Regions from separate parts of the Homo sapiens genome. Here region 1 is linked to region 2. Evidence: read pairs that join two places in POLR2A ChIA-PET (ENCODE). Cell type or tissue: PC-9. All regions are shown on one strand. Each heading gives the region's core, and the rest is flanking DNA. Links, peaks and the distances in the headings are about the cores only. Region 1 overlaps AK5 (adenylate kinase 5). Region 2 has its middle 7.8 kb from the start of USP33.

Region 1 (9,693 bases), core at 1-2,500, 230 kb after region 2:
GGCACGCGCCACCACACCAGGATTTTTTTTTTTTTTAATGTTCCAGGCTGCTCAAAAGGTGGAAATCACTAGACAATCTAATTTTGGAAAGGCCTTTGCAGCCCTGAATTCTTAAGACATTGCTCTTATATAACAAAAACACTTTTGTTTATGTTTTTTTTTTTTGTTGTTGTTGTTGTTTTTTTTTGAGAGACAGTCTTGCTCTGTTGCCCAGGCTGGAGTGCAGTGGTGCGATCATGGCAAACTGCAGCCTTGACCTCCCAGGCTCAAGTGATCCTCCCATTTCAGTCTCCCAAGTAGCTGGGACTGCAGGCATATACCACCAAGTCCAGTTAATTTTTGCATTTTTTGGAGAGACAGGGTCTCGAAATGTTGCCTAGGCTGGTCTTCAAACTCCTGGACTCAAGTAATCCTCCTGTCTTGGCCTCCCAAAGAACTGGGATAACGGGTGTGAGCCATTGCACTTGGCCCTGTTATTAAAGATCGAAGTCTTTATTTTTAAAATGTGGCAGCCAGAGGTTATATAAAGCACAACAAATAAGTCTCAGGTTGCACATCAAGTCCTATTAATTGGCAGTAGCTGCCTGGAGTGCTGTGTTGACAAACATTCTCAGGCCACACCTGCTGACTGAGAAACAGTGCTGGGATCAACTAGCAATGGCCATGGATGTGGAAGTAGGGGATTATGTCTCTCATGCCACATATTTGACACTCAGTTAAATGCAGAGGCATCTTTCAGACTTCTATACCCAGTGTTTCTTAGGATTCTGGAAAGCGGACCATTAACAGAGTTAGAAGATAAGAATTCATTATCAATGGTTTTCCCCCAAGGAATCAGTAATGTAGCTTCCTCAGAGACAAGTTTGTTATTTATTGATGATGTCTCTTATCCTGTGAACAGCAAGAGATCCCACTCTCCCTTCTCCAGTTCGAGTACTCAGGATTTTGTTCCTGGACAAAAGCTCACTCTGTCATCCTTATGGATTTGTTCCTGGATACTGTTCTAGCCTCTCAGTGGTCTCCTAGCCTTACCTTCTTGCATCCATTCCCCATAAGGATGATGGATTGAGCTTTCTAGATTGAAATCCTGATTATTCCTGCCCCTTTGGTAGTTCCCATCACTCAGAGGACAATTATTTGCTCCTACATATGATCCATCTTGATCTAGTCCTTGCTTGCCTCTCCATCTCCATCTCTTAACCCTCTTTTCCTTGGCACTTTATGTCACAGCCTCGTGGAGTTACTTGGTTTTCCTGACCTTCTCCACTTGGGGCTTCTCTGGTGTGGCGTGCACCCCCGCTTCAGAGACTCAGCCGAGTCCTCCTCAGGCCACCTTCCTGGATCCTTTCCTTTCCCCTTACACTGGAGGAAAGGGCCCTTGCCACACATTCTGTGCTTGCTTTGATCTCATTGTGTGATCACACGTTTGTCTCTCTCTCCTACTGAAACCCTAAGCTTTGCAAGGATTCAAGAATCTTATTTATTTGCATCCAAACCACTAGTGCAATTGATGGACTATGGGTTCCTGATACATAGTTATGGGATGAGTGGAAGGATGAGGACTGGGCAGTTTTCCCAAATTCATAAAACTGATGGTGACTCAGCAGAGAGCTCATGATCACTAGGTTGATACACTCATTTCCTCACACTATCTTCATTGTTTTACTTAATTACCTGCTCTCCTGGCCCCATATGCAGCTTCTTCTAAAAATGTTGGTTATCACAAGAAATTGAGGCAAAGGAGCCAAGAGCCAATTGTGAACGATGTAAAATTATAGAAATTCAAAGTCATTGAATCTTAGCTCTAGTGAATAATCTCACAGTCCAGAGTCAGTGGCAGAGCCTACGTCTCATCTATGCCTCCCTCCCTCCCTGCCTTCTTCCCTTCCTCTCTCCCTCTCTCTCTTTTTTGGGAAAAAGGAGTTGTTTTCAGCAACTATAAGGGGATCTGTGAAAATTATATGACCACCTTTTTATGGTCTATATGACGACAGATATTTAATTTTGATTGAAATAGAAGTGAAGAGTAAGGGATTCATAATTTGGTCCAAATTCTTGTTGTTGTTTTCTTTGAGACAGGGTCTTGCTCTGTTGCCCAGGCTGGAGTGTAGTGGCACAATCTCAGCTCACTACAGCCTCCACCTCTGGGGCTCAAGCAATCCTCCCACGTCAGCCTCTTGAGTAGCTGGGATTATAGGCATGTGCCACCATACCCAGCTAATTTTTTGCAGAGGCAGGGGTCTCACTATGTTGCTTAGGCTGGTCTTGAACTCCTGGGCTCAAGCAATACACCCGCCTTGACTTCCCACAGTGTTGGGATTACAGGCATAAGCCACTGTGCTGGGCCTTTTGGCCCCAGTGCTGCAGCTGCACAGAGTTCTAATTCCCAGATCCCTTAACTAAAATGTTCTCAGCTTTTTCTCTTTTCTTGGAAAAAAAAAAAAAAGGTAAGCGGCTCATTTCAGAGGAGAAAGTGAAGTGACTCGCCTTGTGTAGCTGTGTTTTTGTCTCGTAGTAGGCGATCACGGGGATGGACGCTCGGTAGTAGGCTTCTAGGCGCTTGGCGATGGTCTTGGTGGTGTCGTCCACAGGCAGGCTGCTCCGGCTCCTTTGGAGAAGGCGGTTGGTCATGGTGTCTGCCGAGCAGTCCATACAGATCACCAACTGTGGGTCTCCAATCTGGAGATGGGAGTGGAGCACAACACAGTCAGAAACCTCACCCTGCTGATGTTCTGGAAAGGCCCAGGGCCTCTGGTTTTTCCTTTCTTGGCCTTCTGGTTCCCTTCAAGGTCCCAGCATTACACTATGGTGCAGCTGGGACTGGACTCCATAGCTCCCCCCTTCCAGGTCAGTTCCCTTCTACACACTGCCTCAGAGCTGTCTCTTGCCCTCAGCTTTTAGGCCACCTCACGTGATGCAGACGAGTATATGCCACCCACTGCAGCCACTGTCTGTCTTCTTCTGCACTGAGAAGAAAGGAGTATGTATGTGTGAGGGGGTGTTTCCTCTAATGTGAAGCCTTTCCTGACCACCTGAGGCACAGCTAATCACTTCTCCTTCAAGCCACCGTGATATAACAGCCACAGGTGGCATTCTGTGGCTGTGCCTGTACTGTGTCAGGTGAGTGGGGCATAATGCTTTAGCACACAGAGGCTGGAATCAGGCTGCTTAGGGTCAAACCCTGGTGTCATGACTTGTCTCCAGGATGGGCTTCATCAATTCGTTATCTCACTTTACTTGTAAGCTACTCTCCCACTGAGACACAGAAACACCTTGAATCTGACCTGTAACTATTTTGACCAACAGACTGTAGCGGAAATAATGTCCATGCTTTTAGAGTCTAGGTCACAAGAAAGTTTGCAGTTTCTGTCTGGTTTTGTGGAACACTTGCTGCAGTGGGGAGTCCGCTGCCATCTAAGATGTCCAACTATCCTGAGACTGCCAGGCTGAGAGGAAGCCCAAGTTAGCCATGTGGAGAGGCCATGTGGACGGAGATGCCCTACCAGCCCCCAACTGTTTTAGATATCCCAGCCCTGGCTCCAGACATGGATCTCAGCCCCAGCCACTGTCTGAGTGCAATTGCATAAGGAACCCCAAGTGAGAACCAGCCCGCTGAGCCCCATAACTTCCAGAACCACGAGAGATAATAACAAATTGTTCTTTAAAGTTTTTATTTTCTTTTCTTTTGTAAGAGATGGGGTCTCGCTCTGATGCCCAGGCTGGAGTGCAATGGCTATTCATGGCATAATTATAGTGCACTATACAGTCTTGAACTCCTGAACTCAAGTGATCCTCTTGCCTCAGCTTCCGGAGTAGCTGGGGCTACACACACATGCCACTGTGCCAGACTTACATATTGTTCATTTAAACTGACTTCCTCATTAACTAGAAGTCTGACTCAACTTCTCTGCATCTGAGTCTTCTCATTCATACAATGAGGATGATCATAGGATTGCTGTGAGGATGAAATAAAATTAAATAAGGTAACATACGTATGCTCCTTGGCATACAGCAGACACTCACTAACGATTCACTGTTACGCTTATTTCCTCTATGAGGCTTAGGTTCCCCGTGTGCAGGGATTAAGAATTCTCTGCTCCTAGTCCCAAGTCTTGCACACAGTAGGTGATGAAGAAATGTTTTAATGAATGAGTGATGGTGGTATGATCTGTGTTATGAGTCTCCCCATCTCCATATCCTTCTCTTAAATGTTCTTTTGTCTCTGGGACATGCTTACTTTGCATCCTCCTCCAACCCTGGATCAGAGGAAACCATTACTCCCCCTGACCTTGCCACATTCGAGCTGTGAGTAAATGAAGGCTTGCCACCACTGTAGAAAGTGTGTGGGGTGGGATGAGAACAAAGTTCAGTCAAGAAGAGGATGTTTAGGCAACACGGAGAACTCGTAATATCGTGAGTTGCCAGACAGTGTTGGTCAAACATTTATCTACCTCCTCTGAGGGGTGTACTTTAAGGAACAGAGTGGAAACATTCTCCAAAATCGACAACAGTGCAATAAACCTCTGGAATAGGTCATGCGACTTTTCTGTCTGTATTAATTGGAAGGAAAAAAAAAAAGAGCATTTGTGCAGCAAGAAAGGCTGGGTGAGGGTTTAGGAAAAAAATGACCCTTGTTCACCAGCAGAGGGCGAGCTTGGGAGGCGGCTTAATGTTCTCCCTGAAACAACTTTGGGTTAGGGTTGCATGAGACAGCCAGGCGATTTTTCCAATTGTGGGGTTATTTTCAGGCCATTTGTGGGGACAGGAAAGATAATTCAGGGACACAGGTACAAACAGAGATTATATGTCACTGAGCAGGAGCCGGCAGCAAATGACCTTTTAGACCAAAATAAGCACGGGGCAGAGAGGTAGCTTTTTCTTCCACACTGATTCCCAAAGTGTGGCCCACGGACCAGCAGCATGTCATTTGGAAGCTTGTTAGAAATATAGACTCTCAGGCACAACACGCGACCTGCTGAAGCAGAATCTGTTTTTTTTTTTTTTTTTTTTTTTTTTGGTGACAGAGTCTTGCTCTGCAGCCTAGGCTGGAGTGCAGTGATGTGATCACTGCAACCTCTGCCTCCCAGGTTCAAGCAATCCTCCTGTCTTAGCCTCCCAAGTAGCTGGGATTACAGGTGTGCACCACCACACCCGGCTAATTTTTGTATTTTTAGTAGAGACGGGGTTTCACCATGGTGGCCAGGCTGGTCATGAACTCCTGACCTCAAGTGATCCACCCACCTCAGCCTCTCAAAGTACTGGGATTACAGGTGTGAGCCACCGCACCCAGCCTAGAGTCTGCATCTTAACCAGATCCCTAAGTGAGTCTTCACAGCATCATAGTTTGAGAAGCTACTCTGACAAGCCATTTTCCTGTGCCAAAACTAGGGGGTTTGACCTAACCTCTCTCTCCTGGAATCAGCACTCTCTTCCTATATAAAAAGCTATCGATCAGTTATTCTATTTGGAAGTGACCTGAACCATTTGTTTTTAATACCTAAAATTTTTTGAAATGTTTCAATGAGATACCATCTAATTTTTTTCAAAATGCTTCGCTATGTATCATTAGAAAGTCCCTTGGAGTAGCTGTCTGGTTCCTAGCTCTGCTCTTGTTTTCACCGGACTGTGGTTAGTCTTCAACATCAAGTAAGCAGACGAGCAGAGAACTCTGCCCTTGGCTGAATGAATCAGAGACTTGGGGACATTGGCCTGCCCCCAACATCACCCTGCTGGCACCCTGGGGCTCTGGCACCAGCCTCACCGGATTCTCCATGGCCTTTGGTTTTCAGGGGACCTTAGTTAGAGCACAAGTGCCCTTGGAAGGGCTGCTGAGATGCCATCAGCAACATTTCAGCAGCTGGCTATGCTTCACTGTGCTAAGGGCTTTACAAACAGCCATCCCATAAGCCCTCTGGCGCTCTTGCCGGGAAGTATGATTATTCCCACTTTAAGGATGAGGAAATGGAGGCCCTCAGAGGTTAACCTTCCCAAGGTCACTAGGGACTAGTGAGTGACAGGCCTGAAGCAGATACATGTAACCCCAAAGCTTGGTGACCTCACCCTGATGGAGAGAGCCAACGCCTTCAGAATGAAGTTTGGGCAAGAAGCTGAGTGGGCCAAATGGAACCAGGAGAGGGGGGTGGGGCCGTGGGAAAGGGAGCGAGTGGGGTGGGGTGCCTACTCACTTATTTTATTTTTCAGAAGCTGCCTCTGCTGCCTCTTGGGATCTAGTGGGACTGAGAGGTGACAGCATGCTGGCAGCCCTCACAGCCCCCGCTCGATGTCAGCGCCTCCTCCGCCTTGGCGCCCACTCTGGCCGCGCTTGAGGAGCCCTTCAGCCCGCCGCTGCACTGTGGGAGCCCCTTTCTGGGCTGCCCAAGGCCGGAGCCGGCTTCCTTAGCTTGCAGGGAGGTGTGGAGGGAGAGGCGCAGGCGGGAACCGGGACTGTGCGCAGCGCTTGCAGGCGCGTGCGCAGAGCTCCAGGTGGGCGTGGATTCCGCGAGCCCCGCACTCGGAGCGGCCGGCCGGCCGGCCGGATGGCCGCAGGCAGTGAGGGGCTTAGCACCTGGGCCAGCAGCTGCTGTGCTCGATTTCTCGCCGGGCCTTAGCTGCCTCCCCGCGGGGCAGGGCTCGGGACCTGCAGCCCCCGCCATGCCTGAGCCTTCCCCCCCACCTCCCCCTGGTCTCCTGCGCGGCACCAGCCTCCCCGACGAGCGCAGCCCCCTGCTCCACGGCGCCCAGTCCCATCCACCCTGAGGAGTGCGGGCGCAGGGCGCGGGACTGGCAGGCAGCTCCACCTGTGGCCCAGTGCAGGATCCACTGGGTGAAGCCAGCTGGGCTCCTGAGTCTGGTGGGGACTTGGAGAACCTTTATGTCTAGCTAAGGGATTGTAAATACACCAATCGGCACTCTGTATCTAGCTCAAGGTTTGTAAACACACCAATCAGCACCCTGTGGATAGCTCAGGGTTTGTGAATGCACCAATCAACACTCTGTATCTAGCTACTCTGGTGGGGACTTGGAGAACCTTTGTGTCCACACTCTGTATCTAGCTACCCTGGTGGGGACTTGGAAAACTTGTGTCTAGCTCAGGGATTGTAAACGCACCAATCAGCACCCTGTCAAAACGGACCAATCAGCTCTCTGTAAAATGGACCAATCAGCAGGATGTGGGTGGGGCCAGATCCTAGCCTGCAGTGGCAACCCGCTGGGGTCCCCGTCCACACTGTGGAAGCTTTGTTCTTTTGCTCTTTGCGGTAAATCTTGCTACTGCTCACTCTTTGGGTCCACACTGCCTTTATGAGCTGTAACACTGCGAAGGTCTGCAGCTTCACTCCTGAGCCAGCGAGACCACGAACCCACCAGAAGGAATAAACTCCGAACACATCCGAACATCAGAAGGAACAAACTCCGGACACGCTGCCTTTAAGAATGGTAACACTCACCGCGAGGGTCCACGGCTTCATTCTTTAAGTCAGTGAGACCAAGAACCCACCATTTCCGGACACAGGACCACACTCATCCTTGCACCCCTCAGGGCATGAGGGCAGCCCACCAGCACAAGGACATGAGCATTGTGGACTGTGATCATGGTTTTGCTTTGGTCATTCCAGCAAGTGGAGCGGGAGGAGAAGTTTGCCCTCCTGCCCTCTGACTCCACCCCCACCTTAGTTTTCTTCTGATTAAGTCAGAATGGGGGTTAGGCCACGTTTACCAGTGGGCAGGAGCTCTCCATGCCATCCAGGAACTCTTTGTTGAGAATAACAACTATCTTATTCTTGGTGTATGCCTCAGTTTCCTCATTTAAAAATGAGGATAATAATAGTATTTGACTCACAGGACTATTGTGAGGGTTAAATGAGTTTGTACATGTAAAGCGCCTGACTCACTTCAAACACTACATAAATGGGAGCTAATGTTATTTAAGGTGGGCTTTGCAACATAGTCATCCTTTTGACCTGTAAAGTATCCCACTGGTCAGATTTAGGTCTAGAAAGAGTCAGCGGCCTCACTCAGGCTTTTAGCCTAAGTCGCATGCTACAGCATGTTTACCAGAGTCTCCCTGTGCTGGCAGGAAAGGGCCCTGGCTGAAAAGAAAGTGGCATGCCTATTTCTCATTTGCTCTCACCTTGAGGTATGTCCCCTTGGGGGAACCTCACTAGAGGAGGAATATCTGGGTCATTCCAGCATTCCTGAATACACAACCCTAATGATAGTAATACTACTCAATTGATATATAACTTCTCCCCCCACACACCATTACGCAGCTCTAAGTTCTGCAGTGAACCGGGAATCAGAAGAGAGCAGAAACATCTCAAGTGAAAAATCCTATGTGGCCTCCAGGGCTCCCCACAATTCTAAACAACTAGAACACACCAACTGGACATTCCCTTGGCCAGACTCAAACTTTGTGTATGTGTGCATATGTGCACGTGTGTGTGTGTTAAGAGCTCATTCTGAAGATTAGAATACACTTATAAACAGAAACACTGGTTCTGTCAATGAAGTGTCATGAGATAGTTGAGAGTAGTAAGGCAGAGGGATCACTGTGAAGCCATCATTCCCACCTCCACGAGAGTTATGTACATATTCTGGCTAAAGGCAGAATTTCAGCTAAGAGTCTTTTGGGAGGGAAAAGCCAAGAGCAAACCCATGCATTCTACTTCTATTAATATGACTTCTGTTAATATGACTTCCATTAATATGATTTCTGTTAATATGACTTCCATTAATATGACTTCTGTTAATATGACTTCCATTAATATGACTTTTGTTAATATGACTTCTGTTAATATGTGGTTAATTTGGCTGATGTTGAGTATGAGATTGGCTTAATACAGGAAAGCATTTCAATTTCACACCAGGGAGTCAGGCTAAGCACAGAGCCCTTCTCAAGATGGTAAGAATCTATAAAATGGCTCACGCCTATAGTCCCTGCACTTTGGGAGGCCGAGGTGGGCAGATCACGAGGTCAGGAGTTCAAGACTAGCCTGACCAACATGGTGAAACCCCATCTCTACTAAAAATATAAAAATTAGCTGGACGTGGTGGTGGGCACCTGTAATCCCCGCTGCTGAGGCAGGAGAATCACTTGAGCCCAGGAGGCGGAGGTTGCAGTGAGCTGAGATCACGCCATTGCACTCCAGCCTGTGGGACAGAGCAAGACTCCGTCTCAAAAAAAAAAAAAAAAACCTATAAAACGGGGGTCCTAACACCTGTTAAGTAGGACTGTAAAAATTAATCAAATGAAATGTGTAAAGCATCAAGTTCAGTTTCTGGCGCATTGTAAGTACTCAAAAAATAATTACTATTCCTATGTTCTGTATGATTTTAACTAAGCAAAAACAGGCAGAACAAAGCTTGGGGAGAACATACATTAAATATTAATAGGTATTATCACTGGGTGGTTAGTTATTCTTTGTTTTATATTTTTGTGTATTGTTTCATACTATATAATTTTTATTTCTATAGTCAGAAAAAATACACATTATTAAAAAAACTGTAAAGACTTATTGAACACCATATGTAGGCTTATAAGTGTGTAAAGGCACTTGTCAAGGATCCCATCCAATCTTCCCAACAATCACTGAGGTATGTATTTCCAACCAACATTTTGTAGAAGAGGAGAAGGAGATCTACAAAGTTAGCTGACTTGCTTACCAGCCAATGAATTACAAAGCCAGGCTCCAAATA
Region 2 (4,838 bases), core at 1-2,500:
TTCACCATGTTGGCCAGGCTGGTCTCAAACTCCTCGCCTCAAGTGATCCTCCAGCCTGGGCCTCCCAAAGTGCTGGGATTACAGGCGTGAGACATCGTGCCTTGCCTAGCAGCATTTTTCTTTTCTTTTTTTTTTTTTTGAGATGGAATCTCACTCTGTTGCCCAGGCTGGAGAGCAGTGGTGCAATCTCGGCTCACTGCAAGCTCTGCCTCCCGGGTTCACACCATTCTCCCGCGTCAGCCTCCCGAGTAGCTGGGACTACAGGCGCCTACCACCATGCCTGGCTAATTTTGTTTTTGTATTTTTAGTAGAGACAGATTTTCACCGTGTTAGCCAGGATGGTCTCTATCTCCTGACCTCATGATCCACCCGCCTCGGCCTCCCAAAGTGCTGGGATTACAGATGTGAGCCACCACGCCCGGCCTCAGCAGTATTCTTAATGGCCAAAACATAGAAACAACTCAAATGTCCATCAACTGATGAATGAATAAATAAAATGTGATATATTCATGTGATATTATTTGGTCATAAAAAGGAATAATGAACTGATAAATGTTATAACATGGACGAATCTTTAAAACATTATGTTAAGTAAAGAAGCCTGTCAGGTGGGGCACGGTGGCTCACGCCTGTAATCCCAGCACTTTGGGAGGTGGAGGTGGGCAGATCATTTGAGGTTAGAAGTTCAAGACCAGCCTGGTCAACATGGTGAAACCCCATCTCTACTAAAAATATAACAATTAGTCGGGCATGGTGGTGTGCACCTGTAGTCCCAGCTACTTGGGAGGCTGAGGCAGGAGAATGGCTTGAACTCAGGAGGTGGAGGTTGCAGTGGCCAAGACTGCACCACTGCACTCCAGCCTGGACGACAGAGGGAGACTCTGTCTCAAAAAAAAAAAAAAAAAAAAAAAAAGCCTGTTACAAAGACTGTATATTGTATATGGTTCTAATTATATGCAATGTCCAGAATAGGCAAATCTATACAAAGAGGAAGCAGCATAGTGATTGCCTAGAGCTGGGAGAGTTGAGGGGAAATTTAAGTGACTGCAGAAGGATACAGGGTTTCTTTCGGGAATGGTGAAAATGTTCTAAATTTATTTATTTATTTTTTATTTTTATTGTTTATTTTTATTTATTTACTTATTTTTGAGACGGAGTTTCCTTCTGTCACCTAGGCTGTAGTGCAGTGATGTGATCTCAGCTCTCTGCAACCTCTGCCTCCTGGGCTCAAGCAATCCTCCCGCCTGAGCCTCTTGAGTAGCTGGGACTACAGGTACATGCCACCATGCCCGGCTAATTTTTGTATTTTTTGTACAGACAGGGTTTCTCCATGTTGGCCAGGCTGGTCTCGAACTCCTGACCTCAAGTTATCCTCCCAGTTTGATCCTTTTTCAAAGAGAGAGAGAGAGAGAGACATCTGTGTTCTATTGGAAGGTATTTACATCAAAATGTAAAATAACTAATAGACACCACAGAGATTTTTCAAGTAAGAGTTTAGGCAAGTAAGTTTATTCTAAAGTTACTTTAACATAAAGAACATAAAATTTAAATTAAACTACCAAGAAACAAGAGTTCATATTTTGCATTTCTAAAAAATCTTACGACTTCAAAACCCTAGAAAACCGTGTGTCATTTCTAAACTTATTTTTTAAAAAGAGCTGCATCTGCTGTGTATACATTTAAATGATGGAAATTTTGAGAAGTACAAGAAAATTACTGCTTCTCTAAGTTAAAAAATGTATCTTGTAATTCTTTCATATTTTCCCATTCATTCGTCTTTTTCAGTAATAGGTTTATTGATTTGTTCATTTCTTACATCGTGCCTTGTGGTGTGCTGAAAGCTGGAAATACTAGAATGAGTAAGAAAAATTCCTGCCCACAGCTTGGTTCAGGAAATGGAAAAGTGAACAAATCACTGCTATGTGTAATAATGACATTACAGGTTATATTGTATAATCAAGCAGCAGTAATAATCACTAAGGAACATGGTACAGAATGCAAGGAAAGGCCCACACAGCACAGAAAAGTCAGAAGAGGCTTCCCCTAGGACACGGGTATCCATCCTTTTGGCTTCCCTGGGCCACACTGGAAGAAGAATGGCGTTGGGCCATACATAAAATATACTAACACTAACGATAGCTGATGAGCTAAAAAAAAAAAAAAAAAATGTTCCGTGAAGGCCAGATGCAGTGGCTCACGCTTGTAATCCCAGTACTTTGGGAGGCTGAGGTGGGTGGATCACCTGAGGTCAGGAGTTAGAGACCAGCCTGGCCAATATGGTAAAACCCCGTCTCTACTAAAATATAAAAAAAATTAGCTGGGTGTGGTGGTGGGCGCCTATAATCACAGTTACTCGGGAGGCTGAGGCAGGAGAATCGCTTGAACCCGGGAGGCAGAGGTTACAGTGAGCCGAGATCTCGCCATTGCAGTCCAGCCTGGGCAACAAGAGTGAAACTCTGTCTCAAAAAAAAAAAAAAAAAAAGTTCCGTGCATAATTTTCATGATATCCACCACCATGGATCAGCAAAAAAGTTGTTGCATTCAAAGGGTTGAACATGGCTGCCCCAGAAGGTGTCCCTTTAAAGGATGAATGGAATGGAGTTCACTTTTGAGAGAAAAGGCATTCCCTGTATAAGTAAAGTTGCACTAAGTAGGAGAGGCACAAGCAAATGTTTTGCCTTTCAGAAAAACGAAATATAAGTTAGAGTAGCTTGAGGACAGGGTGTTTGATTGGGCATAGCAAAATACTAGGTAGGTGGAGTAAATTTGGGTCAAACTAAGGCCATGAGGACCTAGGAAGCAAGCAAGGTGCCTAGGGCATACAGTTAGAAGTATTTGCTGGTTCCTGCAAATATAGGGTTCTTAGATATTGCATTCTAGGCAACTTATTTGCCTCATCCTAGGACCTTGGTGAGAAAAAAACTCTTTGGGAGCAGGGAAGAGTCATTGAAGACTTACATGACTAGATACAGGTTTTAGAAAGTTATGTTTAGAAGTATGGCATTGGACTAAAGGAGACTGAGAATAGAGTCGGAAAGACATGTGAGGAAGCTATTAAAATAACCCAGGTAAGAATTTAGAGGATCTGTACAGAGGAGCCCTCCTAGGCTCCATCTCCCATGCAGTCAATTAAAAGTCTGTTATTTTAGACTCCTAAGTAACTCTCATTACCATCTCCACTGCTAGGCCCTTACCTTCCCTTGTCTGGATTCTACAATAAGTAGCCTGTCTCTACTCTATTTCAGTCATTACCATCCAAGTAATCCAATATGTAAATCTCATTGTGTTGCTTTCTTTCCCAAAGTTATTTGTATCCTTAGAAGAAAAACTACTTAGCAGACAAGGCCACTTATGATCTGCCTCTCTTGTATAGTCTTTTCCCCTATCCCCTGCTCTCAATCTTTACTTAGCAATACTGACCCCTTGTAAGTTCCCAATTGCAGTATATTCTTTCTTGCTGATGTGCCTTTGCCTATTCTCCTCCCTCTGCCAAAAATGTCTCTCCTCCTCTGGAAGTGTACACTTGAAAACCATTGAGGTGTAGACTTTAAATGGATGAATTGTATGGTATGTGTATATATCTCAATAAAGCTGTTATTAAAAAAATTATTGCCATTTTTAAGATCAAGAAATTGAGGCTTGAAAAGATTGTGAAAATGGTAAAATCTGGAGATCTGAAGCTGGAAAATGACCTAGAGCATATTTTCACTGCATTGCCTCAGTAGTTATGAGAATGCTGTGCTACTCCAAAAAAAGGCCTGTGTTCAGCGAGGCACAGTGACTTACATCTATAATCCTAGCACTTCGGGAGTGCGAGGTGGGCCAAGTAAGAAATTTTTCTTGGCCTGTAAGCCAGTATTGGCTATCTATGATATTGTGTCTTCCATTCATCTACTTGATTGTCATGGAAGGTGCCCTGTTCTTCCATGACACTGACCCTCTGGCTGAATGCTCTTGGACAGGCACTGGACCCAGGTGAAGATAGTAAATCCCTTCTTTGGGATTTTTTTTAAACCGGGAACTCTGCTTTTGGAGAAAACTATAAGATGGCAAATTAGAAAGTGAGTGACGGGCCAGGTACTGTGGCTCACACCTGTAATCCCAGCACTTTGGGACGCCACGGCAGGCAGACCACCTGAGCCCAGGAGTATGAAACCAACCTGCGCAACATGGCGAAAACCCATCTCTATAAAAAATACAAAAATTAGCCAGGCGTGGTGGAGTGCACTTGTAGTCCAAGCTTCTTGGGGGGCTGAGACGAGAAGATTGCTTGAACCCAGGAGGTCAAGGCTGCAGTAAGCCATGATTGTGCCACTGCACTTCAGTTTGGGTGACACAGCGATACCCTACCTCAAAAAAAAAAAAAAAAAAAAAGGGAGTGGTAAAGAGATTAGAAAGCCCTTGCAATGTTTGAGTCCCTGGTTCTAGCTATCATTCCTTGGATTCTATAAGCCAGTAAACCTCCTTTTTGCCAAAGTTAGGGCATCCAAATTCTGTATCCCAGTTCACCTATGGGCTTCAAGTGGCTTACAGGTATGCCAAGGCAGTGATCCCTGCTGGAAACCTCTAACAGCAAGCATCCTTGTCTATTGATCCCAGTGTATTATAATTTTCTAAATGACCTGATCTGATAATCTAAGAAAACTCTGAGAAGCACTAGCCTAAACTAGAGCACCAATTCTCAACTGGGTGTGATTTTGCCCCTTGGGTGACTTTTGGCAATGTTTGGAGACATTTTTGTTTGTTATCACTGGAGGAGGTGCTGCTGGGATCTAGTAGGTAAAGACTAAAGATGCTGCTAAATATCCTTCAGTGCACAGGAACCACCCTCCACAACA

What was found. Peaks named below come from ENCODE experiments on the same cell type or tissue, not always from the same donor. Only the 100,000 strongest peaks of a DNase experiment are listed, where the experiment ranks them.
Region 1: POLR2A ChIA-PET joins it to region 2 with 27 read pairs; 3 of 35 experiments call an interaction of 5 or more read pairs at or near these places.

Annotation. Positions count from the first base shown.
Region 1 is chr1:77,528,833-77,538,525 of GRCh38, reverse strand. It overlaps AK5 (adenylate kinase 5), which reads right to left. Exons shown (of 14, transcript NM_174858.3): 13 at 2,488-2,679. Among named protein-coding and RNA genes, the nearest start is that of ZZZ3, 150 kb to the left of the region's middle. In PC-9, for the core only: no CTCF peak of the experiment used is centred there; a DNase peak (open chromatin) is centred at 1,495; H3K27ac peaks cover 2,290 bases.
Region 2 is chr1:77,765,272-77,770,109 of GRCh38, reverse strand. No RefSeq gene overlaps it. Among named protein-coding and RNA genes, the nearest start is that of USP33, 7.8 kb to the right of the region's middle. RefSeq lists an enhancer at 1-91. In PC-9, for the core only: no CTCF peak of the experiment used is centred there; no DNase peak of the experiment used is centred there.